2 separate regions of the Homo sapiens genome follow, and region 1 is linked to region 2. The links are chromatin contacts, found by Hi-C in ENCODE. All regions are on one chromosome and are shown on one strand. Each heading gives the region's core, a stretch centred on a gene start or an enhancer-like site at or near the end of the contact. The rest is flanking DNA. Distances are from core to core; before and after follow the strand shown. Region 1 holds the start of CCNT2-AS1 (CCNT2 antisense RNA 1). Region 2 overlaps LOC105373622 (a long non-coding RNA gene).

What was found. Hi-C counts contacts between places; a loop is a spot of excess contacts on that map. Pooled maps may share reads with other maps.
Region 1: a loop to region 2 is called in a map with no recorded cell type, with 9 times the contacts of the local background. The contact joins the promoter of CCNT2-AS1 here to the enhancer-like site in region 2. A Hi-C loop is called at or near these places in 1 of 168 maps with a recorded cell type or tissue (naive thymus-derived CD4-positive, alpha-beta T cell), 1 of 37 single-sample maps with no recorded cell type and 4 of 50 pooled maps.

What each region holds. Positions count from the first base shown.
Region 1 is chr2:134,914,895-134,920,320 of GRCh38, forward strand. CCNT2-AS1 (CCNT2 antisense RNA 1) reads right to left here and starts at 3,712. Exons shown (of 5, transcript NR_036549.1): 1 at 3,669-3,712. It overlaps CCNT2 (cyclin T2), which reads left to right and starts at 3,928. Exons shown (of 9, transcript NM_058241.3): 1 at 3,928-4,118; 2 at 4,916-4,997. The coding sequence starts at 3,961. RefSeq lists enhancers at 2,838-2,887, 2,897-3,570, 3,648-3,807, 3,958-4,227, 4,438-4,527 and a silencer at 3,568-3,637.
Region 2 is chr2:132,272,922-132,278,457 of GRCh38, forward strand. It overlaps LOC105373622 (a long non-coding RNA gene), which reads left to right. Exons shown (of 3, transcript XR_923341.3): 2 at 3,123-3,214; 3 at 3,655-3,978. Among named protein-coding and RNA genes, the nearest start is that of MIR663B, 19 kb to the left of the region's middle. Within about 2 kb of position 3,715, at least 2 of the 41 ENCODE cell types and tissues checked have a DNase peak (open chromatin) inside an H3K27ac peak, as active enhancers do.

The DNA.
Region 1 (5,426 bases), core at 2,462-4,961, 2.6 Mb after region 2:
CAGTGTCTTTCACAGAACGGAGGTTTTAATTTTTTTAATTTTAAGTTTTGAGATGGAGTTTCACTCTTTGTTGCCCAGGCTGGAGTGCAGTGGCACGATCTCGGCTCACTGCAACCTCCGCCTCCCGGGTTCAAGCAATTCTCCTATCTCAGTCTCCTGAGTAGCTGGGATTATAGGCGCCTGCCACCATGTCCAGCTAATTTTTTTTTTTTTTTTTTTTTTTGAGACGGAGTCTCCCTCTGTCGCCCAGGCTGGAGTGCAGTGACACGATCTTGGCTCACTGCAACCTCCACCTCCTGGGTTCAAGCGATTCTCCTACCTCAGCCACCCCAAGTAGCTGGGACTACAGGCATGCGCCACCATGCCCAGCTAACTTTTTTTGTATTTTTAGTAGAGACAAGGTTTCACCATGTTGGCCAGGCTGGTCTCCAAATCTTGACCTCAGGTGATCTGCCCGCCTCAGCCTTCCAAAGTGCTGGGATTACAGGCATGAGTCACTGCGCCTGGCCAGAGGTTTTTAATTTTAATGAAGTCCAACTTACCAGTTTTTTCTTTCATGGATTGTACTTTTGGTGTTGCATCTAAAACCTCATTGCCAAACACAAGGTCAACTATATTTTTTCCTATGTTATCTTCCAGAAGTTTTACAGTTTTGCATTTTACATTTAGGTCTGCAGCCCACTTTGAGTTAAATTTTGTGGAAGGTATAAGGTCTGCATGTAGATTTTTTTTTTTTAATGTGGCTTTCCGGTTGTTCTAGCGCCATTTGTTAAAAAGACTATTATTGCTCCATTGACTTGCCTTTGTTCCTTTGTCAAAGGTCAGTTGACCATTTATGGGTGGGCTCTCTATTCTGTTCCATTGATCTATGTGTCTATTCTTTCTCAAATACCACACCGTCTTGATTACTGTAGCTTGATGTTAGGTAATGTCAGTGCAACTTCTTTGGTATTGTGTTGGTTATTCTGGGTTTTTTGCCTTTACATAGAAGTTTTAGAATCAATTTGTCAATATGTGCAAAATCACTTGCTGAAATTTTGGTTGGGATTGCACTGAATTTGTAGATCAACCTGGGAAGAATTGACATCTAAATTGATTCTTCTAATCTATGAACTCAGAATAGCTTTCTGTTATTTAATCTTTTTTTGTTTTCCATTAGAGTTTTATTATAGTTTTCTGCATATAGATCCTGTACATATTTCAGATCCATATCTTTTTTTTTTTTTTTGGAGATAGAATCTTGCTCTATCACCCAGGCTGGAGTGCAGTGGAGTGATCTCGGCTCACTGCAACCTCTGCCTCCTGGGTCCAAGCAATTCTCGTGTCCCAGCCTCCCAAGAAGCTGGGATTACAGGCATGCACTACCGCACCCAGCTAATTTTTGTATTTTTAGTAGAGACAAGGTTTCCCCATGTTGGCCAGGCTGGTATTGAACTCCTGGCCTCAAGCAATCTCCCACCTTGGCCTCCCAAAGTGCTGGGAGTATAGGTGTGAACCACTGCGCCCTGCCTAGATCCATATCTAAGTACAGGTTGAGTATCCCTAAATCTGAGAATCAGAAACACTCCAAAACCCAAAACTTCAAGCCCCCACATGACATTCAAAGGAAATGTTCATTGGCGCATTTCAGATTTAGAATTTTTGGATTAGGATGCTCAATGGCTAAGTTTATAATTCAAATATTTCAAAACCTAAAAAAACCTGAAATCCAAAACACATCTGGTCTCAAGCATTTCAGATACGTGATACTCAACCTGTATTACTTTGGGAGACGGTACTATTGTAAATGGCATTTTTAAATTATAAATTCCAATTGTTCATTGCTGGTGTATAGGAAAACTGACTTTTGTATTCAACCTTATATCCTAAAATTTTACAGAAGAAGTTTTATGTCTTCCTTCCCAATATGTATATACTTTTAATTTACTTTTCTTGTTAGCTAGAACACCCAGTACCACGTTGAAAAGACTGGTGAGAGGGGACATGCTTGCCTTGTGTCAGACTTTAGGTGGAAAGAATGTAGTTTCTCACAACAGAAACAATCTATTGTTAGCTGCAGAATTTTTGTAGATGCTCTTTATCAAGTTGAGGAAGTTCTCCTTTATTCCCAGTTTGCTGAGTTTTTATCATGAATGGATGTTGAGGATGGGCACTTCTTTTATTTGTGTGTGTGTGTGACAGGATCTCACTCTGTCACCCAGGCTGGGGTGCAACCTCACCTCTCAGGTTGAAGCGATACTCCCAAGGAGCTAGGACTACAGACGCCACCACATCCAGCTAATTTTTTAAAAAACTTTTGTAGAGGTGGGGTCTCATTATGTTGCCCAGGCTGGTCTAGAACACTTTGGCCTCCCAAAGTGCTGGGATTACAGCCGGGAAACACTGCACCTGGCCAAGGGTTTGCACTTTTAAAATGTTGCTTTAAATCAATCTATTCCAGAAATTGTAAGCAACATAAAACGTAAAGCAAGGGAAGTGAGTATGAAATAGCAACTGTTACAAAAACTGCCTACTATAATCAATATTCTTGTGCAATGCAGTATGCTGAGCGTGGGAGCCCCATAACAATCACTTGCCTCCATGGTCTTTGGCAAATAGATATTACTTTATTTTTTATTTTCGAGACAAGGTCTTGCACTATCGCCCAAGCTGGGGTGCAGCAGCGAGATCTAGCTCACCGCAGCCTCCACCTCCTGGGCTCAAGCCATCCTCCCACTTCAGCCTCGGGAGTAGCTGGGACTACAGGCGCGCCACCAAACCTGGCTAATTTTTGTATTTTTGGTAGAGACGGGGTATCGCCATGTTGCCCTTGCCCTCGAACTCCTGACCTCAAGTGATCGGCCCACTGGACCTCCCCAAGTGCTGAGATTACAGGCGTGAGCCACCGTGCCCGGCCTCCAAATAGTTAAGACTTTAAACTTAGAAACCCTATTCACAACACAAACTCCGAGTGAAGCTCAGTGGCATTTTCTTACAGGAAGAAATACAGGAGTTAATCAACAGGTATGTGGGATGTTCCCACATCAAATCCTAAAGATAAAATTTTAACTCAGTTCCTCCTGCACTATCTGATTCTCCCCAACCTTGTCTCGCAGAAACCACAGCGCAGCCTGAAAACACGCCCCGTCTAGATTCAACACCTCATTTAGAAATTCAATTTCTCGTTGCTAGTTGGATAGCGTTTGCCAAGTAATTTGAAAAAATAAAAATAAACCAAGTGGTCTGGGATTTAAACAAGATAATGTAGGGTGAAAAAAGCACTCAGGTGCGGACAGCCATGGAGCGTGACTTCCTGTGCACTCTTTCCCCGCCAGCTCAACGCCAGAGCCGCGCGCTAGGCGGAGACTGTTGGTGGCGGAGGCCGGAGTCGCACGCCTACGAGACTGCGCGGACCCGCCCAAAAGGAAAATGGAAGTAGTGGCGTGAGGCTGCGACAGTGAAGGTTATTTTTCTCTTTTTAAAGGGCCGCTAGACCTCCCGTCTAAAGGAAGCGCCCGACGGGCCTCCGAAGTACACGCCCAGGCCCCCACAGCGCAGCCGCCCGACCGCCTCTCTTCACACCGGCCAGAGTCCACCCTCTCCCACTTTCCCCTCCCCTCCCCTCCCCGCCCCTTCCCTCCCCACCCCTTCGCCCCGCCAACCCTAGACCCGGCATGCGCTGCGCCGACCTTTTCCTTCCGAGCCGACCTCTCCACCTTCGGCGCCTCCCAATGACAAGCGGCGCGGAGCATTGTGGTCCCGTGCGCAAGAGCGAGGCCGAGGGCAGAAAAAGAAAGCAAAAGACTAGGGCGAGTCGGTAGAGCGGGCCCCGCGCATGCGCAAGGGCGGAGGCGGTGGTGAAAAAGGGTGGTGCGTGGTCTACGGCGAGCGGAGTGGGGCGGGGTCGCGCGCCTTGGCGGGGAGTCCGCGAGCCAGGAGGGGCGGGGGGTGAATGAAGGAGCGGGCGGAGGAGGAAGTGTCATGGCGTCGGGCCGTGGAGCTTCTTCTCGCTGGTTCTTTACTCGGGAACAGCTGGAGAACACGCCGAGCCGCCGCTGCGGAGTGGAGGCGGATAAAGAGCTCTCGTGCCGCCAGCAGGCGGCCAACCTCATCCAGGAGATGGGACAGCGTCTCAATGTGTATCCTTTTCTGTTCGCCGCCGCTCACGCCCTGTTTCCCTTGCCCGGTCGCCGGGCCTGGTGCCCCGCGAACATGGCGCCGCCGGCCTCGGCCTTCGCTGGGCCTCGGCGCCGCGGTCAGGGAAGTAATGTTCCGGCTCGGGCAGTCGCGAGGGGTCAGCAGAGGAAGGGAGGAGGAGATAGGACCCCAGGAATGCGGGCCAGGAGCCTGCGTTGTGTAATCTGTTTGGGGCAGCGCGTGGTGGTGGCGGCGGGGGTTGGGAGTGTGGCTCAGGCGAAAGAGGAATTTTAGGGATTATTGCAGAAAAGGGGCGGCTCCCTGGACTTGTCCCTGACCCCGAAGGGTTTGAGAGGTAGGAGGGTTAGCGATGCTGAAAGGCCTAAGTGTTTGCCGCAGCCTTTCCCGGCTCTCGTCGCCGGCTTGATGGCGGCTCTCTTCTACCTTGGGAGCGTACTGGAGTTCTTTATGTTCTTGGCGTGGTTTTGTATGGGTGTGTGCGCGCGCGTTTCAACTGTTTCATTTTGAGTTTAGTTAGTCGTAGCCATTGATAAATAGTTCCAGGGCCCTCAGCGCTGTTAGAGTGAAAAGATCAGCAGTTCTTATTCCCATTTATTTGGCGTCAAGCCTATTCTCTTCCTGCCGCCCCACCCCCCGCGGGCATTTATTTCTTTATTTCCAGTTTGGGGTTTGGATTTGAATGGGAGGTATTGGAAAAGAACCTGGGAATTTTCCATCAAAATTGTTCTGGGAATGAGATCTTGCTTTTGTCAGATATTTCCTAAATATTACGTTCCAGCTCTCAGCTTACAATAAACACTGCGATTGTTTATATGCACAGGTTTTATATGCACCATTCTTTCACCAAATTCAACAAAAATGTAAGTACTAGTTGTCTGTTTTTACTGTCCGCAAATTTGAGGGTAAATCGATACGCAGAAAAAAAGTTGGTCATTGCGTTGTTGGATTTAGTGTTCTGAATTAACGGTAAACGTATATCACGTGATAAATATTTTGCTTCAGATGCGGTGTTTTTGTGTTTTTAAAATTTATGATGAATTAAACTGCAAGGCACTGTTAAGCTCTGCCAGGCCTTTTAAGCTAAAAAAGAAAAACATTTATTTCTTTACAGAGTTATTACATAGGTTTTCTTCATTTAAATTCTATACTTAACATTTGAATAATTTCAGTAGTGATGTACAGTGGAATTGGGCAAGCCTGGTCGTTCTGTGATACATCTTAATTATGTTGGACTCATTGTTTAAAAGACTGTCAATTGAGATTAAATTAATTATGACATTCTTTTGAAA
Region 2 (5,536 bases), core at 2,465-4,964:
TCCCTGAAGCTGTCTCTCCTTCCACTCCTCCCTCAAGTAGGCTCCCGCGTCTCTGGTCCCCCTCGTTCTGCCCATGCAAGAACTCTCATCTATAAGTTCCCACTTGTAGATGAGAACACGCGGTATTTAGCTGATTGTTGCTTTCATCTTCGGTAGTGGCGGTGAAAGAGGCATGACACTAAATCGACCCTTAGGACGCTCCCCTCCGTCCCCACCCCTCACCCCCTTCCCACACACACCCTCATTCCTGCACCCCCTCCTCAAACGCAAGAAAGGGAGAAAGACAGAAATTAAAGTAACAGGTGAGCCTCCAAGGCGGTGGAGGCGGGGGATCTCAAAGGGTGAGCAAGCGATGGGGGTCGGGGGATGTCTTGGCTGAGCTATCAAAAATAGGGGACCCACTTTCCAGCCCCATCACACCCCGTAATCCTCAGCCTCAGCCAGCCTCTGGGTGGGGTTGCCCCTGTCAAAGCTTCTGAATGGAGAGAAGCCCAAGGCTATGGAAGGCATCAGCTCCAACTCCAGGAAGGGAATAGGGCTTTGTGCTTATGAATGGGGCTTTACAAGGCGGTGCCGTGGCTTCCAAAGCGACGCCCCTCCTCGCCTCGCCCAGAGCAAGACTCGGTCTGAAAATAAATAAACAAATATAAATAAGAAAATAATTCATCAATAAATAAGAAAGAACGAATCAGTACAGCGGTAGTGGTCGTGAATCATTCTCTGGAGTCCAGGCGTAGTGGCTCACGCCCGTCACGCCAGCACTTTGAGACGCCGGGTCAGGAGGGTTGCAACAAAATGATGAGACCCTGTCTGTGGAAAAACATTTAAAAATGAAGGCCGGGCGCAGTGGCTCACGCCTGCCATCCCAGCACTTCGGGAGGCCGGGGAGGGCGAATCATCTGAGGTCGGGAGTTAGAGACCAGCCTGACCAACATGGAGAAGCCCGGTCTCCACTAAAAATACAAAATCAGCCAGACGTGGTGGCGCATGCCTGCAATCCCAGCTACTCGGGAGGCTGATGCAGGAGAATCGCTTGAACCCGGGAGGCTGAGGTTGCGGTGAGCCAAGATCGCGCCACTGCACTGCAGTCTAGGCAACGAGAGAGAAACTCTGTCTCAGGAAAATAAAATAAAATAAAAATGGTCTGGGCACAGTGGCGCATGCCTGTTGTTCCAGGTACTGTACTCTGGAGGCTGAGGTGGAAGGATCCCTGGAGTCCAGGAACGTCCACGCTGCAGTGAGTGAGTTACGATGGCACCACTGCCGGGGTGACAGAGTGAGATGTTGTGTCTAAATCAGTCAATCAGATCACTGGAAGTCGCTCTCTGTGTCTTACTTTCAAAGGGTGTCTCTTTAGGCCAAGCAGGCACGGTGCCTCACGCCAGTCATCCCAGCAATTTGGCAGGCCAAGGCAGGAGGAAAGAAGGAAGGGAGGAAGTGAGGAAAGAAGAAAAGCAGAACGGCAGTAAGGCAGGAAAGAAGAAAGAAGGAAAGAAGGAAAGAAGGAAAGAAAGAAAGAAAGAAAGAAAGAAAGAAAGAAAGAAAGAAAGAAGAAAGAGAGAAAGAAAGAAGAAAAACAAAGAAAGAAAGAAAGAAAGAAGAAAAGAGAAGAAAAAAAAAGAAAAGAGAAGGGAAGAGAAAAAAAGAAAACGGGGAGGGGGCATATCTCCTTGACTGGTGATGGCCCAGGATACAGTGGGTCACGGCTTACTGAAGCCTCGACCTGTGGGACCACAAGTGATCTTCTCCTTATCTCAACCTCCCGAGTAGCTGTGACTACAGGCGGCCATCACCACACGCAACTCATCTTATAATGATATTAAGATTCTATTGGGACAGGGTCTCGCTCTGTCATCCAGGCTGGATTGCCCTGGCATGATCTCAGCTCATTGCAACCTCAGCCTCCCTGGTTGGAGCAACTCGCCCATCCCAGTCTCCTGAGCAGTTGGGATTACAAGCCCACGCCACCAGGCCTGGCTAATTGTTTTATTTTTCAGAGAGACGGGGTTTTGCCATGTTGGCCAGCCTGGTCTTGAACTCCTGGCCTCAAGTGATCCACCCGCCTCGGCCTCCCAAAGTGCTGGAATGACAGGCATGAGCTACAGTGCCCAGCCCAGATAATCTTTTTAATAAATTGTAGAGAAGGGGTTTCGTCAGCCGACGGGTGGAGGGTGGGGTGGGTTTTACTCAGCCTGCGTACTGTGAAAAGAGTGAGTGAGTGTGGTTTGTGAACTAGATGTGGAAATTGTGTGTGTGTGTGTGTGTGTGTGTGTGTGTGTGTGTGTGTGTGTAGGAGAGAGAGAGAGAGAGACCAATCCCACCATGAGGACCTGGAAATGGTGTTTGATTTGGGTCCTTGTCTAGTCACCTGTCTGTCTGTAGATGACTGAGGATTCCACAAATGAAGGTCAGCAGTATCTATTGAGCTGTTTCTCCCTCTCATGCGTCTCATGTGTGTGGTGGAGAAAGGGAAGAAAAGAGGTTCTGATGTGAAGTTGTCTTCAGGCCTGAGGAAGCTGAAGTCAGCCTGATGGGAAGGAGGGCATCCTATGTGACATTTCCATACCTGCGCACCCTTTACAATGCTGGGGCTGCCAGCTCACCCTGTACCTCAACCCACCCCCAAGAACAGCACGGTCCGGGGTGGTCCAGTCTCATCCCATCCGGCCCACGCGGGGCATCTGGTGGAAGTCTTTGCCGGAGGATTCGAAAGCAGCGTCAACGCGCTTCCCCTGCCGTTGCCTGGCAAAGGCCAGCTGTGGGAGGGTAGCGGGACGTGATGGGGGCTTCCGCCTCAGAGCTCCCTGAAAGGTGGCAGGTGGCCAGTGGGGGACGCTGAGGCAGAGACGTCTGGAAGGATATAGATCTGGAAGCCGCGTCAGTCCTCTCCCATACCTCTCCTATGGAAAATGCCATGGCCGTGGTGGGAGCCTTGGCTGGGGGAGAAGCGAGGACAAGGGGGAGAGGGAAGGAGGCCCTCAGGAGGATTTAGCCCTGAAAACCCACTCAGCCAAGCTCCCGCTGTCTTTTTGGGTCCAAGGTACACCCTGGGAGACGGCAAGAGAAACGTTCACTCCGTGCTTTTTCTCTCTTTATTTTTTTCATCTTTTCCATTTTACAAGAGATGCTCATTTCAACAACCAGACAGTGGATGTGACAGGAGAAGTGTCAAGGCCAGGAGTTTGAGACCAGCGTGAGCAACCGAGCAATACAAGTAAGAGAGCCCAGCTGAAGGAAATGAAAAAGGAGGAGGAGGAGGACCTGGGAGGCTGGGGGTGGGGGTGGGGGGGAGGAGAAGGAAAGAAAAAAAAGAAAAGAAAAGAAAAAAAAAGAAAAACAACCACCAAGAAAGTTAAAATTCTCCAATGGTCAGAAGTTCAAGACCAGCCTGACCAAGATGGAGAAACCCCATCTGTACTAAAAATAGAAAAATTAGCCAGGCATGATGGCACATTGTTGTCATTCCAGCTACTTGGGAAGGCTGAGGCTGGAGAATCACTTGAACCTGGGAGGCGGAGGTTGCAGTGAGCTGAGATCGTGCCATTGTACTCCACCCTGGGCGTCAAGAGTGAAACTCCGTCTAAAGAAAAAAAAGAAAGAAAGAAAGAAAGAAAAGGCAGATTGGTGAGATGCGTTTCAAAATTTCCTTTCCAGTCCCTATACTAAAAACGGAAAGAACCGACACATGAGAAATATGACCAGAGCATACTGTGCCCAAGAGTGTCATCACAGCACTCTGGGAGGCCGATGTGGGAGGATCGCTGGAGCCTTAAAGTTTGACATCACCTCGACATGTGAGATGACACCTGCAATAATAATAATCATAGAAGTTTAAAAATAGATTATGTGTGACAGAGCATGGAAAACAAAGCGAGAGTGCATCCGTACTAAAAACAAGATGATTGATAGACAGGCAGGCAGGCAGGCAAATATAGAATGAGCCAGGTGCAGTGTCTCACGCCTGTAATAGCAGCAGTGTGGGCGGCTGAGGCAGGCAGGTGGATTGCTTGAGAACAGGAGATAGAGACCAGCCTGGGCAAGATGATAGAACCCCGAACCCCATCTCACTCACATATATACATACATACATACCTACATACCTACCTACCTACGGAAAACATGAGAAACAACATAAAAGTCAACCGGTGTTGTGGTGCATGCCTGTAGTCCCAAGTAATGGGGATGGGAGAGATCAGAGGCAGGACAACTGCTTGGTCGGTCCAAAGCGTTGAGGCTGGGGTGATCCTGGGCGACAGAGACAGAGGAAGACCCTGCCAGTAAGGAAGGAAAGAAGGAAAGAAGGAAGGAAGGAAGGAAGGAAGGAAGGAAGGAAGGAAGGAAGGAAGGAAATAAGCAAGCAAGCAAGCAAATGATGAACATGACAATGACATAGAATAACCCATGACAATAAACAAGCAAATAAGAGGGTATGAATAAAGCTAAAAGGTAATTAAGATCACAATCAATTGTTTTCTCCCCACCCCACCCCACTCCTCCTCACCCCACCTCACCCCACCTCACGTAAGCTGGAGTGGAGGTGCGCGATCACAGCCCACGTTAGCCTCTGCCTCCCGGGCTTAAGAGATCCCTGTAGTCCCAGCTACTTGGGAGGCTGTCACCAGGGCCCAGAGTGAGAAGACCAGGCAGGCCCAAAAAGGAAAGAAAATAAGCGAAAATAAAAAATAATAAATGAAAGAAGGAAGGAAGGAAGGAAGGAAGGATATACATACACATGTATATGTAAATGAAATGGGTTTTCATTTAATACATATTCATACATTAAAATTAACATTTATAATATAAACAAGTATTAATTATGGAAATATCTATATAGTTTTATCACTACATATTTATGTGTGTGTATGTATGTATGTGTGTATGTGTGTGTGTATATATATATATAAATGTATGTTTATACACAACAGCGTGCAGAAAATAAGATTGAAGAAAAAAAGGAATTGGCCGAGCTTGGTGGCTCACGCCTGTACTACTCCCAGCACTATTTGGGAGGCCGAGGCGGGTGGAAGGTCAAGAGTTCGAGACCAGCCTGGCCAATATGGTGAAATTCCATCTTTACTCAAAATACAAAAATTGCTGTTCGCTTGAACCCTGGAGGCAGAGGCAGCGGCAGCAGTGAGAAGAGAAGGCACCACTGCACTCCAGCTCCAGCTTCAGCCTGGGCGTCAGAGCGAGACTCCATCCCCAGAAAAAGGAAAGAAAGAAAGGAAAAAAAAAAAACACACACAAGACAAAACCAAAAAAACCAAAGGAGGAAGTATTACTGACTGACAGCAACAGTGACTCCCTCTGAAAAGTACGGCGGAAGCAAACAAAGTGGGCCTGAAAAAAATGTAGGAGAGGGAGTTCCACGTGGTCCCAGCTCCACCAAAGGCTGAGGCTGGTGAGGGCCACCCGCGCGTGAACGGGGATAGGTGCCCTCACATGGGTGCGCTGCACCATCCAGTGGGACCGCCACTGGCCGCCTGCTGGTCAATCTGGGACACAGGAAGCCGCCGGCTAAGTCCGGAGCTCGCTG